Linked DNA regions of Mus musculus: region 2 is linked to region 1. Evidence: chromatin loops called from intact Hi-C (ENCODE). Cell type or tissue: gastrocnemius. All regions are shown on one strand. Links, peaks and the distances in the headings refer to the core of each region. The heading gives the core; the rest is flanking DNA. Region 1 overlaps Astn2 (astrotactin 2). Region 2 has its middle 290 kb from the start of Pappa.

Region 1 (5,385 bases), core at 198-5,197:
GATGCTGCCATGCCCTACTTTTTTGGTAGGTTCTGAGGATCTAAACTTACATACTCAAGTTTACATGGCAGGCACCATAACAGCTGAACCATCTTCTCAGCCCTGTTTATGTATTGTACTGACATAGCTTCCTTTTCATGCCTGTAACTGGCTGGAGCTAGTCAAGGAGCCAGCAGCATATCCCTGACACACAACCCACACAGGAGGCATCAGGATGACAGCTGAAGAGGTACATCATGCAAGGACAGAAGGCCTGCCTAGCAATGTAAGCAATCAGTCAGGACTGATGCTACACCCTCATGCCAGATCTAGAGGTGAGAACCTGAGGTACTTGGGAGGTCTGCAGCTTGGCCTGACTTTGTAAAGATTCTTCTTCCAGGTGGGAGAGTCCAATGGGCTCCCTGGAGCTTTCTACCTTGGTGTTTCTTTACTTTGGATCATATCCCTTTCTGTGGGATCTTGCTCAAGATTTACAAAGCTAATGAAGAAAATTAATTATGCCCATGTTGCAGAAATGCAAAGGAATGTTGAAATCAGGCTTTCTAACTCTGCCACCTGGGACAGCTGACTGTACATTTGTAGTCTTGCCTTCTTCGTCTGTAGTATGATACTGGCAATCCTTATTTTCCCATTTTTTATGAATATTGATTCAGAGAGTGTGTATATCCTGCCCCCAAAGAAGTATATGTATGAGATTCTTAACTAATGCCTCCCTACCTCATCAGTAGAAGGATGTTCTCCACAGTTCTACAGTTCCCTATTCCTCAAGCCCCACCATGTGACATTTACATTATATAGGACTGTCTTCTCCTAGGCTGCACACTTTGGAAGGTGGACTTCAGTTTCTTAGTTTTACATTCCAGCATCCCACAATAGTCTGGCCTCTCTTGGCTGTTTGAGAAAGTTTGCTGATGTGAATCTATTTCACTGAAAATTCTGAGATTCCAAGAACTGACTTTTATTTGGTTAGTTACATAATAAGCAAGATTTGCTTGAATTCTGTACCATCCTGACCTATTCTGTCTTCTTTGGCAAAACAAGCCTTCTTGGGAGCACTCACTTTTTGTTAGTTTGCTTTGTTTTGTTTTGTTTTGTTTCTCCTTTTGGGTGCTTTTAAAAAGCAATGGAAATTATATTTCCTGAAAGTTTGGGAAAGTTTCTCTCTCACACTCACTGAGGGGTGGGGGTGGGCTGTGAGATGTACATGCCTTACAGCTCATTGATGAGGATAACTGAGATGGGTGGAGCTGAAGCAGACATCTGTGGAGATGAGCTGGCAGCTGCAGGGACATGGAGGAAGAGACATAGGAGATGTGATTTGGTGCCATTGTTGTAGCTGAGATTGAGGCTCAAGCTCTGGCCTTGAGCCTAAGGCTCATTCTTACGAGGACACCCTTGCTGCCTCTGTCTAGCCTCCGTAATAACAGTATTTAAAATCATTGTTCTATGTCACCTAAGCTGAGAAGAGAGAAGCCGACCATTGTATATGCTGCTGCCCTCCTTCCCTGTATCTTCTCCAAATGCCCTATCTTTCCCCTATCACACACCCACTTCCCCTGCTCGTCTTCATGCCTGGTTCTCTTATCAAAACATGTATTGAATTCTGAGTGTTTTGAATGTATGCAGCTTCTAGTCTGTGTAGTATGTTTTAGTGTTGCACATACTGTATGCTGCCTGGATAGGTGTCCTTTGATCTGTTACCCATGCCTGTGCATGCTTGGTGAACTGACATGGCATTTGGCACGTATACTTTACAGTCTGCCTGTGGGGCAGTGGCTGTGCTTATGCATCTCTGTTGTTTATCCATAGTCTCATTCCTGGAGGATTTGCTGTGTAGTGAGTAAAAGATACACACTATCTGTGTGTGCTCTGCTTTTAATGTCTTTTGGATGTCTGTGTGTGCTGTGGTCTACTGCATTTCTGTGCTGGGGTGTGTGTGTGTGTGTGTGTGTGTGTGTGTGTGTGTGTGTGAGACTGTGTGTCTTTATGATCTAGCTTACCTTTCTATATTGCACACGCTCTGAATATCCTCAGAGGTGCTTACACACGTTTAAATGTATTGTATACATCCACGTATTGTCCTTGCAGCTTAGCTGGGTGTGATGATGGTGTTGCATGCATCTGTGTGTGATGGGTTGAATTCACATTGTGTTTCTGTATTATGCGACTCACAAACAAAATCTCCTTGTTTGTATGCTGAGTATGAGTAGGGTATGTTCTATTTGTTGTTTGTAGGTATGTGCTCATGTTCTGTGCTTTCCCTGGGCCTCTGTCTCAGTGAAATGTGTGTTTGAGTGTGTTCTCTGCCAGCTCTTCCTCCCTTTCTGGTGCCCCAGCCTCCCTCCTTCCCTCCTCCTCCCTAGGCTGTGACTGCTCTCAGCTGACACCTCGGCTGCTCTGGCAACCCAAGTACAGCCTGGAGAAAGGTCAGCTGGCTGCCTGAGCCCTGGGCCTGCCTAGAGCCTTCCACCCAGTGTTGTGGTGCAGGAGCGCCCTCTATTGGCTATGATATTCACAAAAGGCCCTAGAAATGGGCTTAGGCTTCCTTGTCTTGATAATCCCTGAGATTTCCATCTTTACTAAGTAATAGCCTAGAAGGCGAATAGGTCAACATAATTTATTGTCCAAACCAGACACTCTTAAGAATGGCAGCACTATTACATACACTCAGACACTGATGTATGCAGAGAGCAGATGGCCCAGAAAACGACTGTCCCGGACCCTTATTCAAAACATAGATGGCCCTTTGAAAAGAAGCCTCAAAAATGTGTGCTAGCACATACCAGTGGGAAAAAAAATCCACATTTCCTGGTGACTTCATGCAAGTTTGGAGACTCCTAGCAGCGATTTTTCAAGGCGCTGATCCCCCTTTGCAACAGAGACCCAAGGATGAGACTAAGTCCTCCTGGTATAGAAAGTAGAAAGGGATAACAGAAAGAATTTCTCAGGTGACTTAGCACAAGCAGGTCAAAAGTACATGTGAGAACAGGAGTAGTCATGGGGATGACAGAAATTGTTCAAGGTGTTTCTTGTAGCCTTATCTGTGAAGTCATTTGTGAAAACATGTATGTACTCACACAAATCCACCCGGAGGCAGATGACCAACAGCCAGTATGGTTAATGACTTCATAGATTTGAGCACAAGCACCCTTTACTACGATTTGAGATCTAGAAGAAGCAGAACAAAGCTGAAAGTACATTTCAGGTGGAGAAAACTGAGTTTCATTCTATTCCTTTTGCCAATGATTAGAGACGAGGCTCACATTAGAGGACCTGTTTCTATAAACTTGGGACAACAATTATAAGTCAGACCAAAGGACCACTTGGTCCATTTGGTTCAAAAAACATTTTCCAGAATTTTACCTTTTATGAAACATGGATAGTCATTTCATATAAAATTTAAAACTACAGGTGTAAAATAAAGTTAAGCAGATTTCTTTCTCAAGAGGTGTCTTAGAACATTAAAAATGATAATATGGCATAGATTTCTAGAAAATGGATGGTACGCTGAATCCACTCTTTCATAAATGACAGATATGAAGGTAATTTGCCCTATCAGAAATCCTTTGGAAATACATTCTGTCTTACTAAAAATTGTCCTATTTTCTTCCTTTTGTTCATTTGTTTTGATTTACATCTACAGATTTTCGTACTGACATCCACAAACAGAAATTATGTGACCATGATAAACCACAAATGGGAAAAGACTTAAAGAGGTCAAGTGGACTTGCCCCAGGTCACAGCACTGGGCAGTGGCAAAGCAAAAGGACGCCATAACCTCCCTCTAGAACTCATGAGATTCTTTCTTAACTGACAGCTATTAAACAGTACTTACAGGTGTGTTGTGGACATAGTGGTGAACATAGCTGTCTCCAAAAAGTTGAAATATGAATATGCCCACAGGAACCATACACAATTCCCAGAAATATCCATAAGGGCATACACTTAAAAAAAGAAAAATGTGTTGGCACACATGCCTATAATCCCAGCAGTCAGGATGCTGAAGCAGGGGACTGTTGCAAGCTTGAGGCTAGTCTGCATTAGACAAAGTTAACTCTAGGCCAGACCAGGCACCACAGCAACACTCTATTCCAGAAGACCAACAAAGAAAGGACAGGGCAGAAAGTAGGAAAGATAAGATAAGATAAGATAAAGAGAAAAGAGAAAAAGAAGGGAAGGAAGACAGAAAGAATGACAAGAAAGAAAGAAAGAAAGAAAGAAAGAAAGAAAGAAAGAAAGAAAGAAAGAAAGAAAGAAAGAGAGGGGGGAGGGAGGGAGGGAGGGAGGGAGGGAGGGAGGGAGGGAGGAAGGAAGGAAGGAAGGAAGGAAGGAAGGAAGGAAGGAAGGAAGGAAGGAAGGTCAAAAGAAATGGGACTATGCTACTGGAAAAATAGTATATAAAAAGGAAGAGGTAGAACATGCCTATGATCCCAACACTGGGAGGCTGAAGTAGTTGGAGTACCATTAGATCAAGGTCAACCCTGAGTACTCCATGGATTGAGGACAGCCACATCTATATGGTAAGACTGTTTGTTTGTTTGTTTGTTTGTTTGTTTTTAATTAGTAGTTAGTAAGTAGCACTGTCCATCCGAGGTCAGAGAAGTCAGCAGGAACTGGGATGATCAGTGTGAGCTTTCCAGAGGAGGCATGGAGAAAGCATCCTTAGATCAAAGGCCAACATCTTTCTAATGTTAAGCACCAGATAATAAATATTCTGCTTTGTGAGCCTAACAATCTGTGATGAAAGCACTCAGTGTTGCCATTGTAGCATGAAAGCAACAGCAGATAATATGTAAATGAAAGGAAAAAGCTGTATGCCAATAAAACTTTACCTGTAAAGTGGTAGCCAGTACTCGGGTTATAAATGGCCAGGTCTTGCATTTGAAGGAGGGCAGACGAAAGGAAATGGGGCCAAGAGGACCCTTTTTTCCCCCTTATACTACTGGGAAGCAGTATACACAAAGGAAAGCCACAAAGTCTGATCCTAACTGTTCTCTTTATTCTCCCAATTCCACCTCAAACCTCTTCCATTGTGTTCTCAGCCCTGAGTTTGAGCCCACTGCAGCTATGTGAAAAGAAAGCTGCCTGCATTTAAGATAAGATAAATAACCAGTTCACTGTGGAAAGTGCTTGTGAACTGTGCCTAAAGTTAATATGTTGGGCAGACAAGAAAAAAACAAAACAAAACAAAACAAAACAAAACTAGTTTCCCAAGAAACAAAAGGATTCAGCTCCCCTTCCCTGCTTCACACCTCCTTTTCCCTCCCTCTTAAGACATCAAAACCAAGGCTAAAATATTTGCCAGTTTCTACAGACTGGGTGGACCACCTGCCCCTTTATTGATAGTCAAACCAGTCTTTAGAAGTTCCTGATGTATAATGTATT
Region 2 (5,385 bases), core at 235-5,234, 660 kb before region 1:
TAGGTTTCCAGAGAGGGCAACAGAACTTGAAACACCAAACACTTTCACACAATAAATCAGAAACTGGTTAGTGCTAAAGTCCACCTTTACACTGGCTGGCACCATAATTGGCAATGGGCAACAGCTTGGATTTGATTTAATTTGAAAGATAATCTAAAGGGAATTCTATAAAGGAACTATCAAAGAACTGAGGTGTGGTGAGTGAGAGGACTTTGAGTTAGTGTGTAGCTTTCTAGGTCCTGTCTGAATATGAGCCTGCAGCCTATCTAGACCTGAGTTGAAAAAACAAAACAAAACAAAAAAACAAAAACAGTGAGCCAAATCCTTGAGGATGGATCCACAATGACCCATAAACCCACCAAAGTCAGTCTGGCAATGCAGTTGGGAGCTGAGATGAGTTGAACCATCCTGTCCACTCCATATCTTTACATTCAAAACCAATAGGTTCCAAATCGAACCAAACAAACTGACAATCTGAATCATTTTATAAATTGTAGATTGCAATACCCTTGTCTTTAATTCCAAAGGAGTTTTAAACAAAGTCACCGATTGAGGAGATGCATGGAGTGATCTGTTCAGGCCTTTTATCAGATGTTGTCATTTCTCTAGATACTAAATTCAAAGATTGGGAACAGTGCAGGGACAAACATTTCCAGATAAAAAGCAAGAGCACCATGAACAAAAGTTGCTTTATCCCGTTTCACACTTTACGACTATTGCAACACACACACACACACACACACACACACACACACACACACACACAAACAGAGAGGGGGAGGGGGAGGGGGAGGGAGAAGGAGAGTGAGAGGGGGAGGGGGAGGGGGAGGGGGAGGGGGAGGGGGAGGGGGAGGGGGAGGGGGAGGGGGAGGGGGAGGGGGAGGGGGAGGGGGAGGGGGAGGGGGAGGGAGAGGGAGAGGGAGAGGGAGAGGGAGAGGGAGAGGGAGAGGGAGAGGGAGAGGGAGAGGGAGAGAGATTGAAAGGCAATGCCACTGCTGAGTTGAGAGACTGAGAGCATTATCCATAGGCCTTAACAAGCCTAGGCATTTCCTCTTCAAATATTATAATACTAAACGAGTTACTTCATAATTTTGCTAAAGTAAATTAAGTAGCATAACATATGGTGAATGTTTAGCTCAGTGCCAAGTACAGTTAGGATTCCTCTGAAGGTCCTCCTGCTGTCCTGTCCTGTTGTATTGCCTCCCACCCCTTAGGAATCCATTTGCTGAGTTATTGAGTATTCAAGAACCAGATACTTTCAAATTGCTTTTTCTGTCTTAGCAAGCCAAGCCAAGGGATTGCAAATCCAGGTGAACAACTTCTGTGGAAAACTCCCAGTAGTAACTTCTAACTTACAATGTAGTTTTTGGAAGTAGGGCACCTATAGCAGGTTTAGAGCTGACTGATGTGAATCTGAGGTTAGGGAACTGGTGGATGGGCATTCTGAGAAATAAAAGCTCCCCTTTTTCATGTATTCATCAGAGGAAATAAAAGTAGTTATAAAAAAAGAAAGTAAAGGTAGGTGGAAGTTTGAAAATCTTCATGTCTCTGCACCTGGCAATAGTACACTCTCTCTTACCTTAAGTGAGAGTAGTTTAGCAAAAAAACAGAAACAAACCAAAACAGAATACAACCTCCTGTCTGTCTCCTTTCTGTGTCTGTCTCTACTGGCTTGCCCTGGCCACATCCCATCTACCATTGTCTAGCTGACTTACAGAAGCATATGTGACTATGGAGTGATGGGATGGATACCTCTATCAAACAGATGCAATCTATATTAGGTATTTTTCTTATTGCTGTGGCAGCAGAACTGACAGCATTCAACTTAAGTAAGGAAGAGTTTGTTGTGCCTCACAGTTTGAAGGTACAGTCAACTCTGACAGTGATAACATGGCACCAAGAACAAGTCTCACCCACTGAAGCAGGAGCATGAGGCTACATGCATGCATCTGAACTGATCAGCTGCCAGAGAAATGAGTTTTCAGGTGCTTGCTTAGCTCTCTTCTTTCGCTCTTTTACCTCACTTGAAGAACCTACTCAAGTAGAGCTAACACATTCACATTCAGGGTGATCTTCCCTCCTTAGTACCTCCTTAGTAGCATACTCAAAGGTTTCCTTACGGGTGTATCTCCTAGGTAATTCCAAATCCGGTCAGTTTGAGGATGAAGATTAACTCTCACAGAATCTCAAACTCTCTTAAACAAGTTCACTTGAGGTGTTGCTAAAAGGACAATATTTAATAAGCAACAGAATATGCCTTGGCTATAAAACTCTTCTATCCTCTCATTTGGACCCCACTGTAGGCAAAGAAAAGCAGGAGCTTGCGTCCCTTCTTGACCACCTTTCAATGTGGGCTATGGAGTTATAGAAGAGGGACTCTTCCTGCCCTCAGTGCGGTCCTTGCTGATAACCACAAGGTGGCACCACAGATTAAAATGAAATACTCAAACCTGCTTGCCTGTTTACAGGTGATGCTCTTGTTCTTACACCACTTCTGGGAGTTAAGATGACATCTGTCCCCATCTGTTCATTTTACAGATGGTGATGCTGATGTTTAACACAAGACACTCACTACCAGAGGAATATGTTATGTAGAACATAAATTTTCTCTAAGCACTTATCAAAATCCATAATGCATTTTTTTACTGTAAGTACTCATACTGTGGAAATTGTCTTCTAATATAACAAAGCCTATTATCCACCTTGGTAAATTTCAATGAACAATTTAACCCTATTGAAACACATATAATAAATTAGAACATAAACACATGGAGGTTGGGATTATGCCCATTTTGCTTGTCTCATAGACGGCTCAGAAGTTGTTTTTACAGTGTTTTGACAGAACATTTATAATTCCTAACGTGAAGATAATTTCCTTATGGGGGAAATTACCTCAACCTTGTCTCTAAAGTCTCAACTATGGAACACTTATTGAGATCCTTATTTGTGCAGGGACTAAGCAACTGCCTTCTAAGGGGGCCTTGTTTGAAACTGAGAACATGACAAATGAGTCCTAAGGACTTTTCTAGTTTCCTAGGTCTGCTGTTGAGTCTTATGTTGACTTTTGGAAAGTATTTATGCAGATTTTGGATGTATGATGTCCCCCTCTCATTATGACATTGTGCTATATTATTCCTACATGGAAATCATAATCCATCATTGGTCCTGATTTTTGGGAAAGCCAACTGATCCCTGGAATTCAGTGACAGAATTCAAGGACTGACCCTGGTTGAGTTTCTAGGCCGGGGTCTTCCATGGCGTTACAGAAGAATCAGGTCTCTTCACTTCAAGGTCCTGCAAATGATATTTGTATTTGGAACTCTGTTCAGTACCTCATATTCTGTCATTTTGTGTTACTTGATACTTTTCTATAGATTAGCGTCAAGCAAATTATATCTTCTGCTGTTCCTCTCCTAGTTCCGAAGTAAATCACTGACACTCTAATGCTCAGACATCTGGTTGTCCAACAAGGAGAACAAATCCAACTAAATTTGCATTTGTTCTCTGGACAGGAGGTTACAATTTGGGGATGAATAAAGGCTATCATGCTCTAGATAGCTTCTTTTCCATCTTTAGAGAAAATGACAGGGTTCTTAGAGGGAAACCCTATAAAGAACGAATTTGTCCAGTTTAGGTTTTCTTCTCGTTTCATATTTTAATGCTTAGATAAACCAAATGTCCTTAGTCAGCACTCTCACTTTTCTGAAATAAAATTCAAGTGTAGACAGACAGTCTGATAAAGGATTTAAAATTTTCATAAGCAAAGATGTCTAAAGAAGGAAGGTTCACCAGTGTTGAGGAGGGGAGCTAAATTGAGATATGTTGATTTGTATTTAGGCTTAGCCTTAGAGGATTCTTCTTTGCTGTAATGATGCTCTAAGTTTTGCTTCCTAAGTTACTAAGTGTTATTTATGACTGACAGTTCTTTGGGACTTGGGTTATTGACCTCTAAAATTTTCCTTCCAGCTTCTACTTCAGTTCTGATCCTTCCCTTCTGAATTAGCTCTTTCAATTTCTTTTCTGAGTTCTCACATAATCATGATGTGTAAGTGCTTCTTTTCTAAAGACTTATGGCCAGAACTTCATGAACCCAGTGTAAGTTTACTACACAATTGCATCACCATAATGACTACTTTTTATGTCAACTTGACATAAGATAGAGTCATCTGAAAGGAGGAAACTTCAATTGAGAAAATATCTCCATAAGATTCAACTTTCAGGCATTTTCTTAGTGTTTGACGGGGGAGAACTTAAGACCTTTGTGAATGGTGCCATATCTAGGCTGGTCGTACTCGGTTCCATAAGAAAGCAAGCTGAGCAAGTCATGAGAATCAAGGCAGTAAGCAGCACTCCTCCATGACTTCTGCAGCAACTCCTGGTTACTTGTGTTCTATCCCTACTTGTGTTCTTGTTCTGACTTCCTTCAGTGATGTACTTCTTTAATGTGGAAGTGTAAGATAAATAATTCCTTTCCTCCACAACTTGGCTTTGGTTGTGATGTTTTATAATGGTAATAGTAACTATAACTAAGGTAACTACTCAGAACCCTTAGCTCAGCAGGGATTAATAGAAGACATGAACGATAGGTTCCATGATTTTGGTCTTTGAAGTAGTCATTATACAAAACCAAGGTATGCAATGATTAGGTAAGCAGAGAGATGAAAGTCAAAAGAGTTTTAAGTAAAATTTTTAAATGTGGAAGAAAGCAATTAGCACATATAGCAGATAAAATATCCCTTTTTGTATTGTCCCATTCTTATTCTCTTCCTAATATACTATTAAAGAGGATGTCTACATATATTGCTAATCAATATTACCCACCTGGTATTAAAGGGAAATATATTCCCAGGAGGATTAGACTTCTATTTCAATTTGTTTTCCTATTTCATCTTTTGTGATAGGCATGGTCAGGTACTCTACTCTGAATTAAGGTTTCAACCCACTAACCTCCTCTCTCTCTCTCTCTCTCTCTCTCTCTCTCTCTCTCTCTCTCTCTCTCTCTCTCTCTCTCTCTCTCCCTCTCCCTCTCCCTCTCTCTCTCTCCCTCTCTCTCTCTCTCCCTCTCTCTCTCTCTCTCTCCCTCTCCCTCTCTCTCTCTCTCTCCCTCTCTCTCTCTCTCTCTCTCTCTCTCATGTATGTGTACAGCAATAATTTAGAAAGAAAATAATATTCAACTTATCTCATAACACTCTTGTTTGTAGGGAAGGCTTCTTTATTTCTTATGGTACATATGGAATCCTCAGGCTTTGGGAAGTGGACTCTGGAGGCTGGACAGAAACTGTTTTTGGTATCTAATTTCTACTTTTGGCTCATCGAGATATTGGTGACAGGAAGTTGTATTTCTCACATTCTTTGGATATCCATTCACTTTTATTACAATGAGAA

Evidence for each region. A loop is a pair of places that touch in the nucleus more often than their neighbours do. Peaks named below come from ENCODE experiments on the same cell type or tissue, not always from the same donor. Only the 100,000 strongest peaks of a DNase experiment are listed, where the experiment ranks them.
Region 2: it touches region 1 in a loop (13-fold over the local background); 18 of 42 quality-filtered maps call a loop at or near these places.

The regions. Positions count from the first base shown.
Region 1 is chr4:65,494,197-65,499,581 of GRCm38, forward strand. All of the region lies in intron 19 of Astn2 (astrotactin 2), which reads right to left. Among named protein-coding and RNA genes, the nearest start is that of Trim32, 110 kb to the right of the region's middle. In gastrocnemius, for the core only: a CTCF peak has its summit at 2,500 (motif pointing left); a DNase peak (open chromatin) is centred at 2,442.
Region 2 is chr4:64,830,671-64,836,055 of GRCm38, forward strand. No RefSeq gene overlaps it. Among named protein-coding and RNA genes, the nearest start is that of Pappa, 290 kb to the right of the region's middle. In gastrocnemius, for the core only: a CTCF peak has its summit at 2,415 (motif pointing right); no DNase peak of the experiment used is centred there.